Linked DNA regions of Mus musculus: all the other regions are linked to region 1. A link is a loop called in an ENCODE intact Hi-C map of the cell type or tissue named here. Cell type or tissue: gastrocnemius. All regions are shown on one strand.

Region 1 (8,000 bases):
CCCCCCTTCACCCCCCCCCCCCATTCACTACCATCCTCTTGGGCTCCTTCCTGGCAGCCACTATCTATCTCTGTTTCTATGAATTTGGTTGGTTCAGATTCAGAATCCCCCCCCCCCCCACACACACACACACATCCTGCTGTCAGCATCCAGTCAGGTTCCTGCCCCTGGCAGGCAGGAAAGCTGTGTGGTGCATGGAAGCAGACTAGCACCGCATATGAGCCGCACAGATATGGATACAAACCCCACCCCACAATGGCCACCCTTTCCTGTTGTGCTACACGGGGCTTAATAACTAAATGGGAGGGGTGGCTCTTCCGGGACCCACCAGTGTGAGCATTTAAAAATGCATTAAGCAGGGAGAGAGTGGTTTTTCCCTGGGCAGACAGACAATTTCTGAAGCATCGCTGGTTTATAATTTAGGGACAGACAGCAGAACAAGACACAGAGACCATCAGCCTGTGTTCTTCCTGACTGACAGTGTGACTGCTGTCTGGAGACATGCACTTCTTCACAGATCAGCAGTGGCTTTTCTCTAAGTAATGTTCATACAGGGGGAGGTGGGAAGGGTCTGGCGTATGATGCAATTGGACAGGGTGTTGTCATCAATGGCTTCCTCTATTTAATTCACAACCTTACTTTGCCCATCACCAAGAGGATGGATCTGACAGCCTCTTGGACATGGGGTGGTTGCCTGTCAATCTTTATCCTTGCCACAGTTCATTTCCAGGGACCCTAGGTGCTGCCCACCTCTTCCCAGGACCACAGCTAGCTCTTCCCATTCACCCAGAGCCTACTGGTTGCTGTCCCTCTGCCAGTTTTCCCTTCATTGTCTGACTCGGATGACTGAGCATCCATTTCTTGTCCTTCCCTTACCTCAGCGATGGTCACCTATCGAGTGCTACCTCAGGGCCTGGCACGGAGCAGTCGTCGAGTCACCCAGCCTCCCAGGGCCTTTCCACTGCAAGCCTTCGGAGGCCTCCTTCTCTGCCCAGGGTGTGACTCCCACCTTCTGCTGTCCCCCTTTTCCCAGCCACTGCCTATAACAGTTTTAAAACCTCCAAAAGGAAAAAGAAATTAGAAAATTCATAGGAGCGTCAAGGGAAGAGGCACAAGTGAGCCAGATGTGTGCCTGTGTACACATGTGCATGTATGATGCGCATAACTTTTTTGGTGTGTGCTTGTGGTATGTGTGTGGATGCACAAGTATGTGGAAGCCAGACATCAGTCATCAATGTCCAGTGTCGTCTTCAGTCAGTTTGCAGTTCAGTTTGTGTGTACATGAGTGTGTGGGTAAGTGCCTCTGTGTGTGTACATGTGTGTACATGCATGTGTAAGTATGTGCATGTGCTTGTGTGTGCATGTGTGTATGCATGTGGGTGTGGGTACTTGTCCTTATGTGTGTATATGGGTGTGCATGCCTGTGTGTGCACATGTGTGTACATGTGTGCACGTATGTGTACGTGTATTCCTGTGTGTGCATGTGCGTGCATGTGTATGTGTGTATGTGTGTGTTGATGCTTTTGTGTGTGTATGCGTGACGGTGTGTGCTTGTGTGTGCAAGTGCTCGAGTGTGTATATGTGTTACATGACTGTATGTGTGCACATACACATGTATATGCATGTGTTTGTGTGTGTACGTGTATGTGCATACCTGTGTATGTGCGTGTATATGTGCATGTTTTTGCATGCCTGTGTGTGTGTGTTTGCCTATATCTGGGTGCCACAGACTGTATGTGGAGATCAGAAGACAGCTTGTAGGAGCAGGCTCTCTCTTTTGAACGTGAAGATCCTGGGATCGTAGGTTACAAGGCTTGCTGGCAGGTGCCTCCACCTATCCAGCAGACTCCCTGTCTGTTGCTACGGAGCCTCTCAATGAATTGGGATTCAGTTTTGTGTCACAAGCATGCAACACTGTGCCTGGTTTTGATTGTATTTTTAAACGTGGAATGTTGGGGTTCCGAACCTAGTCCTTCTAGCTTGTGCTGCTGATACTTTTAACCAACAGACTCACCTGTGTAGCCCCGTGGGGCTGGGACACTGTGTTGTTCACCCTGTGGTGATGTGGCTGACATTACAGCATGCATGCTTTCCCGCCTGCCCTGACCTTGGGCTCAGGTGATGGAAAGGCCTTCAAGCGGAGCTCATGAGGTTTCAGGGCTGCTCTGCAGCCAGCGTACATCTTTTGTTTTTGTTTTGTTTTTTGAGACAGGGTTTCTCTGTGCAGCCCTGGCTGTCCTGGAGCTCACTTTGTAGACCAGGCTGGCCTCGAACTCAGAAATCCACCTGCCTCTGCCTCCCAAGTGCTGGACCAGCATACATCTTGAGCTGTCTTGAGACAAAGATGAAGACTCAGATTTCTCGTTGACTTGTAGCGACCACTTGGCCTTTGTTTCAAGTATTCCAGTGGAAGCATCCCTTATTTAAAGACTGTTGTAGAAGACGGCTGGTTTCTTTACCTGTTTCACTCCGAGGCTCTTTTGGCAGCTAACTGTGAGAGTTGGGGGGAGGGGGGTGCCACAGGGCTGTCTGTGCACTTCCTGTAATTGGACCCCTGAGTCTGGCACTCAGAATTTCCCCGACCCTCAAGCTTGGCTCTGGTACAGCCTTGGGGACCCGGAGGAATCACCAGTCTCCACGCTACTTGGACTGTTTGGCTTTTCTATCTTGTATTTTTGTTTGATTTGGTTTGGTTTTCTTTCTTTAAAAAACAAATCAAGCAAACAAACAAACAAACAAAAACTTCATGGCAGAAAAAAAAAGTTTCTTTAGGTGTTCTGTCTTGTTTTGTTCTTGTTTTCATGGGAAGTCTGGGGAAGATCAAGTTTATGGCGGGTTCTAAGGCGTCCTCTTAGTCCAGGGCTAGGGTAAGAGCGGCTGTGATGAGCTCAAGAGGGTTTTGGCTTTGGGGAAACTCAGTTTCCACACGGCTGCACCTCTACTGTCATGCTTTGAGTGATCCTTGTAGGTGCCTCTCAGAAGGGAGAAATTGTGCTCTTGGTACAAATTTTTCAGCAAACCGAAGTCCAGAAAACCTCAGGACTGAGCCTTCTGGAAGTCCTCAAAACTACCTTCCTTATGCAGGCTGCCTGAAATGTCTTGGAGCAAGGTATGCAACCTATGGATTTTAAGAGCCATAGTGGTGGTACGGACCATCAAGATGTTGGTCAAGTAGGGCCGGCTTGGGCTTTAAGATCAAGGTGGTGTATTCTCTACAGTGCCTCCTTGTGGCCGGGAGAAGAAATGGCAGTGTGGCACCAACCGTCATTCGCTTGTGTTTATTGGAAAGTGTGCTCTGTGCTATGGTGTCTCATTTCCCAGCCAGACAGGGATGAGACAGCTCAGGACCACTGGGTAAACAATAAGAAAGTCTTAGCTGGAGGATGTATAGATTCTCCAGTGGCAGGGTCCAGCATCTGGGCTGAGGCATGGACTGGAATGATCAGAAGTACTAGTCGCAATCACTGTGTGTGATTGTCAGGCAGAGCAAGATCACAAAGTCTCGGAGCCAGCCTGACTCCTGGCTCTACTACCCATTTCCTGGTTGTTTGAATGTGGGCAGGTCGCCCAATCTCTCTGGGCGTTGCTCTCTTCATCCATGAAATGGGAATGATAATAAAACCTGACCTGCAGGATGGCTGCGGATTAAACGAATGGCAGGCATGTGCCTGTTGCATGAATGTCCGAGGGTTGTGCTGAGGTCCCAGGTGCGTGCTGCTGTGCATGGCTTTTTATGGGCGGGGGATTTGAACTTGGGTCCTTTTGTGCAGCGAGACACTTTACTGACTGAACCATGCCTAGCCCTCATTGCTTTTAAGTGAAATCAAAGGTGACTGGGAAATGTCAGTTCATATTATAGAGGAGGCTGAGAAAAAGAGATAATCGAAGATCACCTGAGTTGGAAAGGATGAACAGGTTAGAGGCGTGGGCTGTGGCCCGTCTGAGCAAAGGCTGCCGATGAAACCAGCTGGAGGGGTCTGTGGCTGCAGATTAGAATGCCCAGTCTCTAACTGCTTTAAGGCTAAGTTCTGTGCCACGCCATTGGTAGATGGTTGAGGGAGGCTTGGGGGGGGGGGTGTCCTTGAGGGGTATACTTTGCCCCCTTTCCTTCCTGTCTGCTATACAGTGAGCAGTATCCACTGCCATTTGTTCTCACAGGCTCCAAAGTAATGGGGACAAATGACCATGGATTGAACTGTCTGAAGCCAGGAGCCAAGATTAAGCTTTATTTAAAACAAAACAAAACAAAACAAAACAAAACAAAACAAAACAAAACAAAACAAGAGCCGGGCGTGGTAGCGCACGCCTTTAATCCCAGCACTTGGGAGGCAGAGGCAGGCAGATTTCTGAGTTCGAGGCCAGCCTGGTCTACAGAGTGAGTTCCAGAACAGCCAGGGCTATACTGAGAAACCCTGTCTCAAAAAACAAAAAACAAACAAACAAAAAAACCAAAGCAAGACGATGTCCCATATTTTTTTCTTTCTTTAGATGTTGTAAGGTGATGGACTGGTGAGGCATTACAGGCAATGCAGAGCCCAGGGCGTTATGGGTAAGACTATGTGTGAGCTTGCATAAAGAGTTCTGTGGCTGGGTGGAAATGGAGACCTAGCTTTATCTGTGGATCTGCTAGGTGTCATTAGAGAATTTGAACGCTCTGAGCTTGTTTGCTTTTTTCTTTCTTCTTTTTTTCTTTCTTTCCTTCTGTCCTTCTTACCTCCTTTTCCTCCCTCTTCCTCCTTCCTCCTTCTTCCTCCTCCTCCTTCCACCTCCTCCTTCTTCTTTGCCTCCCTCAGTCCAGCTATTTGTTGATGACTGCTGTGATAGAGAGAAGGGGCGAGCGTGGAGTCTGAGGTTCCCAGCCTCGGAAACAGAAGTCACTGCTTTCCTTTCGGTTTTGGTCAGAGGCTTGTTCTGTACCCAGCAAGCCTGAATTAGCTGTTTTCGGTATTTCAGAAATTCTGTGCGTATCACGAGGAATTCAGTTAAGAACCCCAGAGCTATGTATATTTAAGAATCAAAATATATAAAGAAGTAAACTCTAAGGATGTCTATCTAAGCATTGCTTTTGTAACAGGAGGAAAAACGGGAGGAAAATTTAAAATAGCCAGGAGCTCTAATGGTAAGAAATTAGTGTATAAATTAAGCTCTACTCTTACAGTGAACATTGGTGTGGTTATGATATCTGTAGGGATATTTGATATCAAAGAGTTATGAGTATTTTAGGTATGGTGTTATGGTGTCTGTACCTTTAAAAAGAGTTCTTAACTTCTTATATGGTTATCTAAATATTTATAGATAAAATATATAGTATTTCAAAATGAGAAGAGAAAGATGTTTAAATGGAGCATATTGGATTTATTTATATTTTTATTGATATGACTGACACTTCCGTAGGAGCTTGCTGTGTTTTCTTGTTTGTCTTTGTTGGTATTTAAATGCCTTTATACTAAAAAGTTTAGAAAGTGAAGCCACTTGTTATGCTTGCTTAAATAGTGGAAGATAGTAACATCATTTTCTAAATTAAACTCACACTGCTAACGGTGTATTCAGAACACCCCTTTTAATGAAGATACCCACGTCTATGCTTTGCACAGTCACTGCATGGTGCACTCTTTAGAGGCACTGGTTAACTTCTCTAGGCTGTACTGTTGATATTCAAAAAGGTCTTTAAAATTACCCGCTGAGGGCTTATGATATGGCTCAGTGGGTAAAAGAGCTTGCAGCCAAGCTCTGCAATCTGAGTTCGATCCCTGGGACCCACATGGTGGACCGAGAGTGCCAACTCCTGAAAACTGTCCCCTGACCTTCACACATGCACTGTGGCATGCATGCCACCTATAGGAAATAAATAATTTTTAAAATCGGGGCTTGGGAAACACATTCTCTGCTAATGCCAAGCACATACCCAGTGGGCGAGCCAACAGCTTCAGGTCTTGCTAGAAGTACCTATATACGCTCAGCACACAGTGTCTCAACAATGTTTCCTGCAGCCATAACCATCCAAAGTACAAATAAACCAAATATCCATTGACACCAGAGCAGAGACGCCGATACGTTTGCACGGAGAATGAGTGTCACACAGGGTCGTGGGTGAATGCCTGAGTCACAATAGTGATGTAACAAGCCATACACCGAGTGCCAAGGGGACAGTTAGTTTCGTTTTATAAAGTCCAGGTGCAAGGACTTAAGGTAGTGGCTCTCTGTGGGGTCGTAGTGACCAGGAGGGAAGCACACTTCAGAAGGCTGCAATGAGGGGGTCTGTCTTTTCCTCCCATGCACGTGAGTTGCACTTCCCTCAGAAGCACAGAGCTGCCCCAGCACAGTGAAACCTCCTCCTGGAAAGCTTGCATCTCAGAACTGGTTTCTGCGAGGATAGAATGGCCTGATTGTCTTGCTTGAGATCAAGACATTTGTGAGCCATCACAGCTCTGGAGCAACCTGTGAGCTCACCTCAAGTACCCCAAATTGCTTCTCAGCTCAGTGTCTTCCCAACACTTACAGACCCTCCCCTGGGAGCACTTCCCAATGAGCACCCCTTATAGACCCAGCTCTTGGGAGTTCTTTTCTTTTCTTTTCTTTTCTTTTCTTTTTTCTCTTTCTTTCTCTCTCTCTCTCTTTCTTTCTTTCTTTTGGGAGTTCTTTCTTTCTTTCTTTCTTTCTTTCTTTCTTTCTTTCTTTTGGGAGTTCTTTCTCCTTCCTTCCTTCCTTCCTTCCTTCCTTCCTTCCTTCCTTCCTTCCTTCCTTCCTTCCTGCCTTCCTTCCTTCCTTCCTCTTTCTTTTTTCTTTCTTTTTTTTGGTTTTTGGAGACAGGGTTTCTCTGTGTAGCCCTGGCTGTCCTGGAACTCACTTTGTAGACCAGGTGGCCTCAAACTCAAAAATCCTCCTGCCTCCTCCTCCCATTGGGTGTACTTTCTAATGAGCACCTCTTACAGACCCTGCTCCTGGGAACACTTCCCAATGAGCATCCATGCTACAGTGGTTGCTGTGGGAACTGTACTGAGAAATGGGGGTTTTAGAGCCAGAATCACCACTATCCGAGCTACAATGGGAATGTAACCCAGGAGTGCACGGAGCCCATGCACTGCCTCACAGGAGCCGCCTGCGCCCGCCTCTTTCTTACTTTCCATTCAATGTCACCAGGCAGATGGTGCTGTAGTGGAGACATTGGTGCATGGGTGAGTGTCCTCCCCTCCAGTGCTGGGCAGGCTGCTGGGAGCTCCACCCGTGCTGGAAGCACTGCACTTGCCACATCTCTTCACAAGGGTCAGATAGGGTGGGACGCCTGTGAGAGCAAGGGCACTGACTGGTTCTGTCCCTGACGCTTGTACTTTGCAGGGGCTGGGCTTTAGTGCAGACTGAACTCATAGGGTCCCCCAACTGCTTGTTTACCAGCTTCCCCAGGCAAAACAGTGTGCGTGAAGACCTGGAAGGACCTGTTCCCGAAGCAGGCTGAGCTCACTATGTGAAGCAGGTGGACGCCAGAAGCAGAAACGGAAGCAGAAGGACCATCTGCATCTCCCTCCTGGTGTGAAGTGTCAGACCCTGGGACCCTCCCCATGCCCCAGTGGAGTTGGCTGAAGGCTCATGGCTGAGTTCCTCCCCAGGAGCTAGAACTAGAAGCTCAGGTTTAGTTATCTGGGATGTCTGGACGCGTGCAGAGACTCCTCTACTACAGGATGTCACAGTTGCTTTAAGATGCTGCTGTCTGGACACAGTGACACTCCCCTGTGGCTCCTGCCTACTCCATAGGCTGAGGCAGGAGGGTGGCAAGTTCAAGGCCAGAGTAGGTGACTTAGTGAAACCCTATCTGACAATAAGATAGAAACGGGCTGGGGACGTCGTCTGGTGGTGGTCACCTAGCACATGGGGCCCTGGGATTAACACCTCAGTACCACAAAGCAAGCAAGTAACCCACAAGTGGGAACTATGTATCTTTGAGGCAAGGATGCAGTTTTTAGTGTTTCTCAAACATCCTCGGCTGTGGAACCTGCTTCCTCATT
Region 2 (8,000 bases), 180 kb before region 1:
GCCCTGGCTGTCCTGGAGCTCACTTTGTAGACCAGACTGGCCTTGAACTCAGAAATCCACCTGCCTCTGCCTCCTGAGTGCTGGGATTAAAGGCGTGTGCCACCACGCCCGGCTAAATTATTTTTTTTAATTTATTTTATTTATGAGTACACCATTGCTGCTTTCAGACACACCAGAAGAGGGCATCAGATCCCATGACAGATGGTTGTGAGCCACCATGTGGTTGCTGGGAATTGAACTCAGGACCTCTAGAAGAGCAGTCAGTGTTCTTAACCACAGAGCCATCTCTCCAGCCCCAAGTCAGTGCTCTTAACTGCTGAACCATCTCTCCAGCACCTCACTCTGTATTTTTAAAGAGACATTTTAATCATCAGAATATTGTGAAGATTGTAGAGAGAACCTCGTATAAGCAATATCTGTCAATAAAAAAAACAAAACAAAACAAAACCTATGGCCAATGAGCTGAGGCAGGAAATAGGAGATGGGACCCTGGCTGAAAGAGAGGATTCTGGGAAATAAGTAGAGGCACTATGGATTCTCCTGGGAACACAGAGAAGGTCAGAAGCATGTGAGCTAAGCAGAGGTAACCAGCCACATAGGGGATCTCAGGTAGAATAAAGCTCTGCCAGCACTGTCTGGTACAAAGCAGAATGAGGCAGTGTGTTGGAGTTTGCAGCTTCAGCAAAGAGCAATGAGTTGATTTCCTATGCCTGAATCAGAGACACACATAGTAACCTTTCCCTTCAGTGGGGCGGAGAGCACTAAGAGCCACCTCACCGTGGAGAGAGCATCCTGTGAGCATCCATTTTGTGAACATCTGGTCATGGAGTGGACGGTAGAAACACTTGTCTGGTGTGCCCTGAGGTAGGGAGGGAGTGGGGGTTTCAGTGGCTCCCTGTTTTACTGTGGTCACTTCTGATGAAGAGAGGGAAAAAGATGTCTGGGTCAGGAGAGACGGCCCAGGGGTTAAGAGCACAGCTGCTCTTCCAGAGGACCTGAGTTCAGTTCCCAAGCACCTGTGTAGGGTTGTTCAAAATTACCTGTAAGTCCAGTGCAGGGGGGCTGAACATTCTCTTCTGGCCTCCTTGGGAACCTGCAAGTGTGCCTGCATATGTGAGCATACACACTCACACACACTGACACATACATACATGTACACACACACACTCACACACAGACACATACACTCTCTCACACACTGATACATACATACATACAAACTCACACAGAGACATATACACACACATATACATACACTCACAGACTCACACACACAATTTATACACACACATATCACACACACTGACATACACACAGATATACACACATACTCATACAGATCTCATACCCGTACTCTCACACACAGTTATATACACACAGACATATACACACATGCATACACATTGACACACAATTCACATACACTCTCCATAAAATCTTTTAAAACCTAAAAAAGTAGTTGCCTAAAGATACTTGAGGCTTGTTTGTTTCTTTGTTTCTAATGTCTCAGCTCACTTCCTAAGATCTGGGTCTCCTTCAGCTGTTGCTCTGAGCAGAACAACCAGGCTCCACACAGTGAGGGAGGTCTTCCCCTGAGCCGTATTTGTCTCTCTGAGAGGAGGCACAGGCCCATTTTCCTAACTTCAAGTAGCCATTGGGATGAAAAGTTACCTTCCCATAAAGTCAGGGAGAATCCGGGTGGGGCTTCAGAGCGGCAGAAGTACTTGGGATGCTTTGCAAATGGTTGCCACGACGACACAATTACAAAAACCAGCATAGACCACAAACCATGAGCTTTTAAAGAGTTTTCCCATAGTACTTATGAGGATGTAATATCAGAACCCAGCAGCCTTCCCCTCTCACGGATACCCACTGGCACGCCACAGAGGCATTATCTGTGAGTCCCTGGCTAACAGACTTCCTGTTGCTGGGTTCTTTCTCTCACAGGGGTAGTGAGCTTATATCAAAGAGGGCATTGGTAAGCACACTTCCTGCCTCTTCTCCCCAGGCTCCCCCACCCCTCCCTGATTTGAGCTTGGCTGCAGGTTTGTGCGGTGACGCCTCCCCTCCATCTCAGAAAGCCATAGGGAGAGCCTACAAGTCTGCCATGTGTCCACGCCACGCCGTTTGTCTGTCTCTGCTGCTGGGGATGGGACTCTCCTCTCAGGCCCCACCATGTGGTTGCTAATCTCTCTGTCCATGGTGTTGATAACTTCTAATGCATGCCCTAGTCCCTAGTAATCCATCGAAGTGTTCCTCTTGAACCTCCCCTCCCCCATAAAAGCCTTCCTGTGCTCACTGTCCAGATCCCATTCAAGCCATATCCAACCTGTCGAGACTCCCTTAGCTCCAGGCCAGCTATCCAGTCACCAATGCAGTCCCGACACAACACTGTGAACAGTCATCAACCTAGAACACACTAGTTGTTGGCATTTTTCTGAGCATCATCAGTCTTGAGGTTGGAACGTTCCAGAAGGATACAAAACAAACACTGTTGAATATGGAGACTGAAGAACAAGGGAGTCAATTATTATCATTGTTTTTTTTTTTTTTAAAGATTTATTTATTTTATGTAAGTACACTGTAGCTGTCTTCAGACACCCCCAGAAGAGGGCATCAGATCTCATTACAGATGGTTGTGAGCTACCATGTGGTTGCTGGGATTTGAACTCAGGACCTTCGGAAGAGCAGTCAGTGCTCCTAACTACGGAGCCATCTCTCCAGCCTGGGAGTCAACTGTTTGGAAATGTGTGTGTTGTATGTGCCTGTGTACGTGGGTGCAGACGTGGGTGCAGATGTGGGTGCATGTTCCTGTCCCCGTGGAGGCCAGAGAAGTCATCAGGCATCCTGCTCCATCACTCTCTGCTTTATTCCCTGGAGACAGGGAGCCTGGACCAGACTGGCAGCCAGCAAGCCCCAAGCATCCCCTCTGCCCTTGCCAGCAACAGCTCTTGTACAGCCACACCTGGCTTCTATGTGCATTGGGCTCAGATCTTCTTCCGGACTTCACCATCACCTCTGCTCTGTAGCCAGTCTTCCACAATACTGGATGGATTATTTTATCTAGGCTGGGTATTTTGGTGGAGCAGCTGTGTCTATGCTCCACCCTGTGACATTCCAGGCCGGAGACAAATCAGTAAGGTAGACCGGCGACTGGCCAAAAGTCTCCTTCAAAAGTGTCAGTGAATTTTACTCCGGACCCCGTGTGAGTAAAGGAGACTTACTCTCTCTCAGCTAGTCCCTTCACAGGTTCGATGCTGTAGTATCTGAAGCAGCTGAGCCAGTTCCCAGCAAAAACATCCCGGGGCCGATTAGCATTTTAGGTTTGGAGGGGAGTTCAACGGCACGTGTAAACATGTATTGTACCACCCACCCACATTCCCGGACGCCTGTTGCTTCTTTTCCTTACCTTTTGGTTTGAGTGAATGCCCTCTGAGAATCAACCCCAATCTCAGAGGAGCCACGCCCCTCCTCCCCCGCCCCCAGAAGATCATCCCCGCTGGGCTTGTTGTGGGCGGGGAGGGCTCGGGATTCTTGCTCTAGTACCCCGCTGCTCCCTGCGATAGGCAGCCCAGCTTCAACACACATGACCTGGGGGAGGAACTGTGTGTGTGCATATATATGTGTTTGTGTTTGTCTGTGTGCGCGCGCGCCTGGGCTCATGCATATAGGATGGATTAGGGAGGGGAAATCTATATTCCCAGATGCTCTTATCCATGCTGGGTAAAGGCAGTCCAGGTGAGGCCGGTGGAATGGGGAGGAGCACCCACACCCCTGTAGGCACCCCTCACCTATGCTCCGTAAGGAAACCCCAAAGTTTCATTGGTTCCCTGAGTGATCTTTGGTTGAATCATGACAGGGTTTTGAGTCCTTAGGAGAAGAGATAGATGTTGGTTACATCACCACCCACCCCCCCCTCCCCCGACAATTCCTTCCAGTTTGCTTCTAGACGTCTTTACGAAAACCGGTCCTGAGAGGCCAGGGAATGATGCAGAGCAACACCCTAGAGTGCCATTCTCTGTGGCTGCCGCTAGAGGGCACCCTAAACTCAAAAGAGGCTTGGGAAAGGCCGCCGGGACGGGAGTTTTATGGGCTCTTTATCTTGAAATAGCTTTTGAAGAGACGCATTTTCATTTCCCCTCCTTTTGCCGAATCACCGTGATAAGCGATAACGAGAAAATGAGTGTGTTTGGGAAAGAATTTCTAGCTAATACCTTGATTTTGCTTCGGCTTGGCTTAAGAGTCAAGGTTTTCTCCTGCTTAACAATGACAGGATGGCGGAGAATTCCTCGATCCCAGTTTTCTTCCATTCCCACTTCTCTCCCTCACCGCTTGCTCATCCTTTATCCTTTTAATGACTGCTCATGAACCTCTCTCTCCGCCCAAAGTCCCGAGTCCTCTAGGAATCAGAGGTCAACAGGCAGGATGTGAATCCTAGCCCAGAGAGCTTCTTCTATGCCTGGGAAAACCAACACCAAATGATAATTACATAGAGTGTATCTAGCATTCCTTGTATTTATTTACCTATTATTACCTATTGTGTGTGTGTGTGTGTGTGTGTGTGTGTGCGCGCGCATGCGCGTGCCTGTGTCATGGAACTCACAGCAAGACATTCAGGAGTTAATTCTCTCTTTCTACCCTTATGTGGTGTGCTGGTTAAATTTACATGAGCTTGACACAGGGTAGAGTCATCTGAGAAGAGAGAACCCTAATTGAGAAAATTTATCAGATTGGGCTATAGGCAGGCCTGTAGGGCATTTTTAAAATTAATGACTGATGGGGGAGGACCCAGCTCATTCATGGTGGTTGAGGTCATCCCTGGGCTGGTGGTCCCGGGTTCTATAAGAAAGGCTGAGCAAGCCATGGGGGAGCAAGCCAATAAGCAGCACCCCTCCATGGCCTCTGCATCAGCTCCTGCCTCCAGGTTCCTGCCCTGTTTGAGTTCTTGTCATGACTTTGTCCAGTGATGAACATCGATGTGGAAGTGTAGGCCAAGTTAACCCTTTCCTCCCCAAGCTGCTTTGGTCATGGTGTTTTATCACAGCAGTAGTGACCCTAACTGATACAGAGGTTATACCAGGATAGTGAGTGTCTTGGTCAGGGTTTCTATTCCTGCACAAACATCATGACCAAGAAGCAAGTTGGGGAGGAAAGGGTTTATTCAGCTTACACTTCCATACTGCTGTTCATCACCAAGGATGTCAGGACTGGGACTCAAGCAGGGCAGGAAGCAGGAACTGATGCAGAGGCCATGGAGGGATGTTACTTACTGGCTTGCTTCCTCTGGCTTGCTCAGCCTGCTTTCTTATAGAACCCAGGACCACCAGCCTAGGGATGGCACCACCCACAATGGGCCTTCCCCACCCTTGATCACTAATTGAGAAAATGTCTTACAGCTGGATCTCCTGGAGGCATTTCCTCACCTGAAGCTCCTTTCTCTGTGATAATGCCAGCTTTGGTCAAGTTGATATACAAAACCAGCCAGTACAGTGAGGCATTTCTGTGACAGGCCTGGCCACTTTTGGGGGGAAGATTGTGAAAGGACTTTGGAACTTTGGGCTAGAAAAACCACTGAGTGTTGAGAGCTCTGTGTGATGTCCTGCGGGATCCTGGAAGATAAGAATGCTGAAAACAGTGCAGATGAGGCCTGGCTTGTGAAGTTTCTGGGGGGAGTTTAAAGACTCTGTCGGGGCTGCTTGATATTTTGAATTGAGAAAGTGTGGTTCTGGTTAGCTGGGGTTGAAGGTCCACCTGTGATTAACAAGGTACCAGCACCTTTGAAGTGAAAACTTTAGGTTCCTGGGGCAACTGATGCTGATCAGCTACAGCTGAGAGATTGGCGGTGGTCAGGAAGAGACCAGCCTTGCTGAGGTGCAGTCTTCTGCAGAGGGTTTCCTCAGGGTCGGCACCCAGAAGCTGTGTTCCAGAGGTGGCCCAGGTTGTAGCTCACACTGGCAGCAGAACTTGAGAAGAGTCACCCAGGTGGTCCTGGTTTTGAAGGCATGACGGGGTCATGGAGAGCAACTGAGGCTTGGCACTGTGTGGCAGGCCTGGGGACCCTGAAGAGAGCCCAGGAGAGGCTGTTGGTGGGGGTGCAGCCCATTTACAGAAGACCCCAGGATTTTGGAGATGCCGGTACCATGGGACAGCTATCAAGAGCAGAGGTATGTGTGGAGGATGCAGCTGACATAAACCTAAAAGACAAGCCGAGTGTGCTGTAGACCGCAGAGCTGGAGAAGTAACTCAGACGCCCCTGAGAGGAGTCTAAAGGACAGTGAGTGGATCCCAGATAATTGGATACTGAGTTCTTTACACTTTTGGAGTTTGGTTTTTGCATTGTTTGGATTGGGACTGCGCCGTCATTCTTACATCATGAGCTCTTGATGTAAAAAAAGCATTTAGCTTATTTTTGATGTTATAGGAGTCCCCGCAGTTGAAGGACTTTTAACTTTTAAAAGAAGTTTTGGATTTTACAAGAGACTCTAGATTCTTAAGAGACTGAACTTTTAAAATGTTTGGATTGGTAAAGACTTGTGGGACTTCTACATTTGTGATATGTTTGATCTTTATGATATTTTAAAATATGAGGTCTTGGGGATTACACAACTTCTCTCTCTGAAAAAAAAGGGGGGGGGGAGATTTTGTCTTTAGAAGTGCCACATGAGCCAGGCGTGGTGGCGCATGCCTTTAATCCCAGCACTGGAGGCAGAGACAGGTGTATTTCTGAGCTCAAGGCCAGCCTGGTCTACAAAGTGAGTTCCAGGACAGCCAGGGCTATAAAGAGAAACCCTGTCTCGAAAACCCAAAAAAAAAAAAAAAAAAAAAAAAAAAAAAGTGCCATGTGTCAAGTTGTCAAGGGGATCAACTGTGCTGGCTAGTTCTATGTCAACTTGACCCAAGCTGTGAAAGAGTAGTAAACTCAATCCTCCAAGGTATCCTAATCATAAAACAGATAGTGACATTCCTTCCTCCACCCACCCGCTTCCTGGGTTCAAAGAGTGTTCATTCAAAGAAAGTCACCCTGACCCACCCTGACCATTGCTGGAACCCACTATGCAAAGGTGCTATTGCTAGGGGCTCTTAGAAACTGTCTTGAGAGATAACCTGACACTTGTGACTTTGTACTTCCTTGTGACTCTTAACTGGTATTTTTGGTATTTTCCAACAACGCCCTTCCCACCTCCTTGAGTTGTGTTTTTTTCCTTTAAATACCCCCTTACTCAGCTACTCGGGGCGCCACGGTCCTCTACCCCTGCATGGTGTATGACCATGGGCCCGAGAGCGCTCTTGAATAAAAAATCCTCTTGCAATTTGCAGCAAGACCGTTTCTCATTGGTGATTTTGGGGTGTCGCCTCTCCTGAGTTAGAACGTGGGGGAGTCCTCACGTTGTGGGTCTTTCAGCTGGAGTCATCTGAGAGGAGGGAACCTCTGTTCCCTAATTGAGAAAATGTCTCAGTAAGATTGGGCTGTAGGCTCACATGTAGAGCACTTTCTTAATTATTGATTGAGGGGGGTGAGGGGTAGGGGGTGAGGGGTGGGGGGTGAGGTGGGAGAAGTAGGCTCCAGGATGAGGCTTTTACTGAGACCTAGTGAGCACACAAAAGGGAGAGCCTCCGGTTCTAGAAGAGCTAGCACATCAGAGGTGTCTCTAAAGGAAACCCGAGAGAACTGCCTATCAAAGTCCCCCTAGGTGGGTGAAAGAGAACCGGCTTGAGGGAGGCACTGCAGTTTAGACCCGAGGTTTCAGGGCTCAGACTACAGCCCTGGGCTCTGCGGAAATGGGGTGATCAAGTGACTTAAATGACAATCAGGCCAGCTGTGTGAAACCTAGGGTTGGTGTTGGGGCACAGAGAGCCTCACAAGGTGAGGCTATGGCTGCAGCAGATAGGGGTCACAGTGGGGCAGCCGCAGAGAAGCCCTGCGGGGGCAGCCAGCCAAGGCTGACTGCTTAAGACTTTACAGGGAGCCTACCTCAATGATCTCTTGATTTGGGCCCAGT
Region 3 (8,000 bases), 90 kb before region 1:
TTCTTCTTCTTCTTCTTCTTCTTCTTCTTCTTCTTCTTCTTCGTGGTAAGGACAATATTAGGCCCACAGAGTGAAAGATTTCCAAGGAAAGGGAGGGGGAGCATTCCCAAAAGCACCGCCCCCAGAGAAGGCACCCTAGATAAAGGACCATCTTAGCCAGGCTGACAGCATCCCATACTCCATCATTTCACCAGTGAAGGAACGGAGGCATGAGGAGTAAACCTTTCCAAGATCACAGGCTTACGGGGAGAATCGAAAGAGAATCTGATCAACTCCAGGCCCCCATTCACTTTTTCCATTGCTGCCTCTGTCTAGACCCAACTCTGGTAGAGACTTTCAGTCTCTTCTTCCTATAGCCCAACAGGGCCTCCTCTGGGGTAGCCTTCTGAACACTTGTTCTCCATTCCCAACCTTGCCTCTCCCCCTCAGCCTGTGATCTTGAAAAAGTTTACTCCACATGTCTCAGTTTCTTTGTTCATGGAATAGGGATTTGGGATGCTGTCAGCTTGGGTAAGATGGTCCTTCATCTGTGAGCCTAATATTGTTTTTATCACAAAAGTGATACACATAAAATCTCAACAATGTGCAGGGGTCACCTGCACAAGACCAGTGCAATCAGGAAGACAATATGGATTGGGGGTGGATTTCACAAGGCTCGCCCCTGGGTGAAGGGCTACAGGCACATCAATGGCTGCTGAGAGAAGAAGAATCAGCCTTCTCAAGGGATGATGAACCCCTGCTAGGGGAGAGGTTATTCTGTCCTTAGACACAAACCTATGAGCAATGCCAACTTGACTTGACAGGAGATATATCTATATCTGTCTATCCATGTATGTATGTATGTATGTATGTATGTATGCATGCATGTATGTATGTATGCATGCATGCATGTATGTATGTATTATGTATATCTCCCATTTATCATCTATGTATCTATGTAGTTATCTCTCCTATGTATGTATGTATGTATGTATGTATGTATGTATGTATGTATATATGTATGTATCTCTCCTATGTATCTATGTATCTATCTCTCATATGTATGCATGTATGTATCTATCTATCTATCTCTTATATGTATGTATATATGTGTGTATTTATCTATGTATCTATATATCTAAGTATCTATGCATGTATGTATGCATTATGTATATATGTATGTATGTATGTATGTATGTATGTATGTATGTATCTATCTATCTATCTATCTATCTATCTATCTATCTATAGGAGATCATGAATTTGAGAGTGAGTGGGGCCACAGAAGGTGTTGGAGGGGGTAGGGGTGGGTGGAAAGAATGTAAACCCGGTACGCATGAAATTCTAAAAAAAGAAAAAAAGAAAAAAAAAAAAAAAGAAAAGTTGCAAAGGCCAGATGTGTCTTTTCTTGTCACCAGGTTGGGAGCCTGTGACTTTGGCTTTACAGTTAGTCTTTATGTTTTCAGAGGCAGTGATGAGAGGAGTTGGGGGACTTAGGGTGCAGTGAGCCAGAGTCAGACACTAAGGCATGCACTCGGAGACAGTGACTGCCGAGCCGTCCTCACCATGCAAGATTGGGGCACTGTGGACTGACTGTGCACACTCCATTCCCTGGCCCGCTCTCGCCGCTGCCATCTCTAATGTGCACCAAGATCCTGCCACGAGCTGGATGCTGCACATTGGGTCCTCGTGGCCTCTTTAGTGGTCTCCACACCTGACACGCGTGTTGCCCTTGGAGGCTGTGCAGAGAATGGGAGCACCACCGAGATCTGGACTTTTACCACGATTACCACACTGAAGCAGCACTGTGGAGTTCTTTTCAGGCTCTTGCAAGAGAAGGGCCATCTCTCACATGGCGTAGAGTGCGCTAGCTATGTCTCCCAGGCTCAAATGCTGTATGAACGGTCAGAACTTGCCTGCCCCCCACATACCTCATCTCAGCCCTCTATCTTGTAGGCCACTCTACCTCCAGAATTTGTCCATTCGTTATGGGCAATTTTTACTTTCTTTCCATAGCTGTTCCCTTCAATACATAACCTTTTAAGATTACATTTTAGTGCGCGTGTGCTGTGTGTGTGTGTATGCATATATCCACAGAGGCCAGAGACCAGCTTTTGAAAGTCAGTTCTCCTCTTTTACCATGTATAGATTCTGAGGATTGAACTCAGGCCACCAGTCTTGGCGGCAAGCCCCTTAATCCATCTTGCTGGTCCCCAACACCTTAAAACCAGTACTGTAAATCTCTGACAGCCCGTTCTTCCTTATCATATCTATGTCGAGATTCTTGGGGACTTTGGGGGCTGAAGATGTCTCTGTCTCATGAAGTCATTTGCACTTAGTATGTCCTCCACTCTAATTCTAACCCAGTGGTTTCTAACCTGTGAGTGTGGCCCCTTTTAAGGGTCACGCGACCATTTCACGGGGTGGGGGTGTAAAGGGGGCACATATCAGATATCCTGCATGTTAGATATGCACATCACAATTCCTTAACAGTAGCAGAATCCATGAACTAATTTGTACCTGAGGCACATTGCAATAACAAAGTAACACTGAAAAGAATTTTATGATTGGGGGAAGAGGGTCACCCCAACATGAGGAACTGCATTAAAGGGTCACAGCTTTAGGAAGCTTGAGAACCACTGGTTTATTGCAACACCTGGCATGCGGCACACACAGACAGCCTGCTGGCTCTCTCGTACATCATCGTCCCTTGCTGGTGCTTGATGGGATATCTCTGGGAAGGCCCCACGATGCTGGCTACATTGTAGCTGTGCTCTCGGTGAGAGAAGGTCTGAGCATGGGAGGGATGCATGCTATCTAGTTCACACCAGTGAAGCCCCCCTGATCCCCGGGGGCACCTGTTCTCTTCCCATGAAAAGATAGCCATTGTCGTTTTCTAAATATCTAAAGAGATGCTGAAGTTATCTCACTTCATCAGCTCTCCCAGTGTGTTCTTTTGGAAAGAATAGAAACTCGTCTTCTTTAAACTCACCCTCAAGCAGGTGTCCCCAAACTCTGACTTCTTAGCCTAAATATGTCCTGTGGTTTGCTTTTTATAGGATTTTTTTTAAAAAAATAAGGGCTATGTAACTAGGCATAGTGGTACACACACCTGTGATTCCAGTGCTTGGGAGATAGAGGCAGGAGATTCAGGAGTTCAAAGCCAGCCTCAGATACATAAGCAAGTTCAAGATCCGCTCCCACAACGCTGGGCTTCAAAACCAAATAAACAACAAAAGAACTGTTTGTATAAACAGAAAGTTCCACCGATATCTACTGGAAGTGTTTCTCTAGGGAAGATACAGTTCCATCGCAGCAGCAACGTAGATGGCTTGTGAAGTCTAGCGGGATGGCAACTTTGGGGACCAGATACATTGTTGCTGTTCTCTCGGATTCTGATGAAGCTGTTCACTCCAAAAAGATTTCTCCCTGGGGCTCTTGAAGCCCAAGAGACTGGAGATGATGCTTGTGTTGCTGCTCTTTGCTCCGGGTCATGTTTCAGTAACAAACCGTCTTCCTTGTCTGAGCATGTAGGACTTGTTACTGTTGTTGACAGTCTCTGCCTTCCCTTTTGGGCAAGACCCTTAGGTTTCGCTCAAGGGCATGGTGAGAGTGGTGCTAAGAGTTGCCACTAGATGGCGCCATAGTTACGAGCAATAGACCGACCGAGCTGGAGTCTGGCGTGGAGGAAGCAGAAAGTCTTGTGATTTCAGGCTATTTCCTGTCCTAGACAGACCTCATTCTAGACTCTGCTCTGCCACAGATCGTCGGTGTCTTTGTATGCTTAATTAAAAAAAAATGGGGATTATAAATAAAGTAATGCTCCATTTTCCCTCAGAGAGATGCGGTGAACATCAGGGAGACCAGACTTCAAGCGCCAACCACAGTTGGGCAAGGTGGACCAAAGGGCTCTGTTCTGATCCAAAGCTGGATGAAGGTACGGAGTTCTAGGGTGGCACACTCAGGACAGCCGTAGCTACAGATGACCCAGTTTGCTTAAAAAGACAACAGGGAAGGAAGGGTTTGGGACATTTTTATTATAAATGATAAACCATTTGAGGAGTGAGCTGTGTTTGCTTGTGATTGAACACAGTACCACGTACACATAAAAATCACCCAGCACAGTATGCACAGTTTCAATTTTTTTATGTAGTTAGGAATCAGTTACAAATAAGTTCAGGGTCTGGGGAGTCAGTACTGTGTAAGCGTGAGGGTCTGAGTCCAGCTCCTTTCACCCATGTCAAAAAGCCAGGGTGGGGAACATGTGCCACAGACTCCGGCATTGGGAGGCAGACACAGGCGCGCTTAGAAGCCTGATAGCCAGCCAGCCTAGCTGAATCCACAAACCCCGGGTGCAGTGAGAGACCCTGTCTCAAAATATTAAATGTGAAGCATGCTATGGTGTTTGTCAACTTGACACAAACCTGAACAGCCCTGGGAGAAGGGAGACGGAGCTGAGGAGTCCCTCTCACCACTGTAACCCCAGGCATGTCTGTGGGGGATTGCACCCAATCCATTGTGAGGGTGCTGTCCCCAGGCAGGTGGTCCGAGGCTGCAGCAGAAAGCTAGCTGAGTGATTTATAAAGAGCAAGCCAGTGGGCAGAGTTCCTCCATGGCCCGTGCTTCAGTGTCTGCCTAGAGTTAATATCTTGACTTTTTTCATGATGATGGACCGTTCCCTGCAAGCCAAATAAATCCCTTTCCTCTCCAAGTTGCTTTTAGTCAGCGTTTTATTTATTCTTTTTTTGTCTTTTTTTTTTTTTTTTTTTTTGAGCCTGGATCTCACTGCATAGCTCTGGCTGGCCTGGAATTAAAGGTGTCCACTACCATCCCTGGCAGGGTAGAGTAGTTTTTATCCTAGCAGCACACGAAAAAGACAGAGTGGTAGAAGGCCACTCAATGTTCACCTCTGGCCTATGTGTATGTACACACACACACACACACACACACACACACAGGCACGCACACACGCATAAACACATGCACAAACACATGCTCACACATGCACAAATGCACACACACATGCAGGCATGCATGTGCACACACAAACATATGCACACACATCTATACACACAACCTTATACAAGCAAAACATAAATGTAATTTAAATTTAAAAAGAGTGGAAGAATCCTTTCGAGCCTCTGTCTCCTTGTTTGCAGAACAGCAAAAAGCCAGTGCGTGGGGGCCGTGGGGGCCGTGGAGGCTGTGGGGACCGTGGGGGCTGTGGAGCTGGAACCAGATAATCCATTCCACACTGTGTAGAAGGGAGCAACCTATCAGTCAGTGGTGCGTCTGTGAGTCTGTCTGTCTGTCCTCAGGGCTCCGTTCTCTCCTCTCACTTCTCATTTTATCAGAAGGTATCCTGATGTCAACCTCTGCCTTCCACATGTGCCCATGCACAGCATGAATGTACACGTGTGCACACATACATGCCATTTCTTTATGTGCATCGCAGTTAACCATTCATCTGTCCCTGAATCTATACTCTACCTGTTCATTCATCCATCCACCCATTCATTCATTCATTCATCCATCCACCCATTCATGCATGCATTCATTCATCCACCCACTCATTCATCTGCCCATTCATTCATTCATTCATTCATTCATCTATCCACCCATCCAGTTATCCATCTCTCTACGCATCCACTTATCCACCCACCCATCTGCCTATACTACTACCTATTTATCCATCTCTTTATCCATTCATTTATTCATCTGTATGTACTCAGGAATGTCATATGCCAATATAAATAATTACATTACGCAGGCAAAACACATGGCACTAGGTTGTCGAATTTACAAAAGCTCACAAATGATAGCTTGTTCTCCTAAGATCTGATTGCCGCACCCAAATGCCACACCTTGAATTCTTCCTTGGGAAGATGTCAAACATCCAGGTTAGATTTATTATCCAGGGCTTTCGGGGAAGGGGAATGGTGACAAGAGTCTGGGAGAGAAAACAAGAGTCCACATTGGACAGTGAGCGGAGGTAGGGAGCCTGGTGGGGGAGGGGAGGGCCACCTGGGACCACCCTCTCCAGACAGTCATATTGTTAGAAGTGTCTTCAGCTGATCTCACTGCTCCATGCCGTGTGTCCAGGAGAGAAGAGAGGAGGCTACGGGCACAGGCTGGGCTTAGGGATGTGGTGCTGGCTTGCTTTCCTCCACGGGGACTGGGCCCCTCTATGTCAGGATGGTGCGCTGCCGGAAGGGAATGTTGACTCGGCTCTGTAGCCAGTTGATGTAGTCTTCCTGGGGCATATGAATAATGTGTTCTCTCACAAACTGTGGGGTAAACACAGTGTTAATCTCAGAGTCTGGTTTGAGAGCCAGACTAGACTGCCACTCCCAACCTCTCCTTGACATCCCAGAAACCTTTGTGAGATCCAGGATTCCCCCCTCCCCTGACCCCCCCATGACTCAGACACTCATCTTTAGGTTGGTGCAAAAGTAACTGAGAGTTTCTTTGCATCACTGTTAGAATACATAATACAGACTGATGGCTACGTGATACAATGTTTTTAATGCCACGGTCCTTGATTTACATGTTTGGTAGTGACTTGTGCCCTGATGTTTATTTTATACTGTGGAAATCTATGTTAGTCGGAGGACAGATATGAGTTTCTTTTTGGAAAAAAAAATTATTTTTCATTTTATATGTGTGTCTGTGTGTGCCTGTGGAGGCCGGGAAAGGGCATCGGATACCCTGAAAATGGAGCGACAGGTGGTTGTGAATGAGCATATGGGGAGCAGCCGGTGATCTTAACTGTGGAGCCATCTCCATAGCCCTTTGATGTTCTTATTTGAATTCAACAGAGACAGTGGGTTTGCTCCAGGGGCTAATGAATGTCCAGCGCAGGGCGGTTCAGGGAGACAAGGGCTTGTTGAGAGCCACCATGGAAACTGATCCTTTTCACAAGACTCAAGAAAAGTGTTGTTTGAACTGTCAGTTTCGCTTACTATGCGTAGAAACAGCTATTTCTCGAGTGAGTTGTGACACGGGCCAAAACATGGACAGGGTAAGGCAAGCGATGACAGCCAGCTCTGTAGCTAGGACTGAAAGAGGCTCTAAGGCAGAAACCAGACTTGTACCAATACCCATCATGGCTGCTGTTTGTTGGGCTGCTTTTCTGATCCATTACAGGCGGGGGGGGGGGGGGGGGGGCATCCCTGGGGGATCTGGTGCCCTCTTCTGGTTTTGACGGGCATCAAGTACACTTGTGGTGCTTCTATGTGCACACAGGCAAAGTGAGTATACATGTACAACAAAAATAAATCGAGAGAGAGAGAGAGAGAGAGAGAGAGAGAGAGAGAGAAAACCAAAACCACTCAAATCTGCTGTGGTCTCTCTTCTTGGTTGTCAAGTTGGCTACCTCTGAAATTAACTAAACCCCAAGCTGCTGGGGTTTACCCGTGTGGGGGAAGTTTTCTTAATTAAATCGTTTGAAGTGGGGGAAAAATCCACTTTTAATCTGGATCTTTAGATGTGGGAAGTTAATAATACCTTTGATTTGGGTCACCCACACCTTCCTGCCGGCAGCAGATACAGAGGACACGGAAGAAGGAAGCCCCTCTCTCTGCCATCTTGCCCTCACTTCGGCTGGCAAGTCCATTCCTCCACTGGCACCAGAGCCTGCTTCTTTGAAGAGCAGCTCGGACGTCCAGCCTTGTGAGCTGAATAAGGACTGGGCTCTCGTACCTTCCGTCGGTGGACAGCCGTTGCTGGGATTAGCAGGACTACAGAACATAAAGCATCCTGAAGGGTCTCCTACATATTCACTCTCCATGTTGTTGGGGAGAACCCTGACTAATGCATTTGCTTTTTGCCAACAGACCAGTGTTTCTAAAGTTAAATGAAGTGGGCTGAGTTTGGAGCTGTGGAATCTGGGGCTATGAACTTTGGAGCTATGGAGCGTGGGGCTGTGGAGGCGTGGACTGTGTTCGTCCAGCGTATTCCTCTGACCTTCTTCCGGCTTATGTCTGCTTCTTCCATCACCTGAACCACTCTTTGGCTGGGGA

What was found. A loop is a pair of places that touch in the nucleus more often than their neighbours do. Peaks named below come from ENCODE experiments on the same cell type or tissue, not always from the same donor. Only the 100,000 strongest peaks of a DNase experiment are listed, where the experiment ranks them.
Region 2: it touches region 1 in a loop (11-fold over the local background); 12 of 42 quality-filtered maps call a loop at or near these places.
Region 3: a loop joins it to region 1, with 17 times the contacts of the local background. A loop is called at or near these places in 12 of 42 quality-filtered maps.

What each region holds. Positions count from the first base shown.
Region 1 is chr5:116,209,678-116,217,677 of GRCm38, forward strand. The region is part of intron 2 of Ccdc60 (coiled-coil domain containing 60); the gene reads right to left. Among named protein-coding and RNA genes, the nearest start is that of Gm36502, 18 kb to the right of the region's middle. In gastrocnemius, a CTCF peak has its summit at 3,234 (motif pointing left); no DNase peak of the experiment used is centred here.
Region 2 is chr5:116,027,307-116,035,306 of GRCm38, forward strand. It overlaps Gm13842 (predicted gene 13842), which reads right to left and starts at 1,935. Exons shown (of 2, transcript NR_165276.1): 1 at 1,672-1,935. In gastrocnemius, a CTCF peak has its summit at 4,033 (motif pointing right); a DNase peak (open chromatin) is centred at 4,045; H3K4me3 peaks cover 400 bases; H3K27ac peaks cover 2,158 bases.
Region 3 is chr5:116,119,912-116,127,911 of GRCm38, forward strand. It overlaps Ccdc60 (coiled-coil domain containing 60), which reads right to left. Exons shown (of 14, transcript NM_177759.3): 14 at 5,670-6,266. The coding sequence ends at 6,165. It overlaps C330018A13Rik (RIKEN cDNA C330018A13 gene), which reads left to right and starts at 3,703. Exons shown (of 2, transcript NR_153384.1): 1 at 3,703-3,916; 2 at 7,815-8,000. In gastrocnemius, a CTCF peak has its summit at 3,601 (motif pointing right); a DNase peak (open chromatin) is centred at 3,618; H3K4me3 peaks cover 367 bases.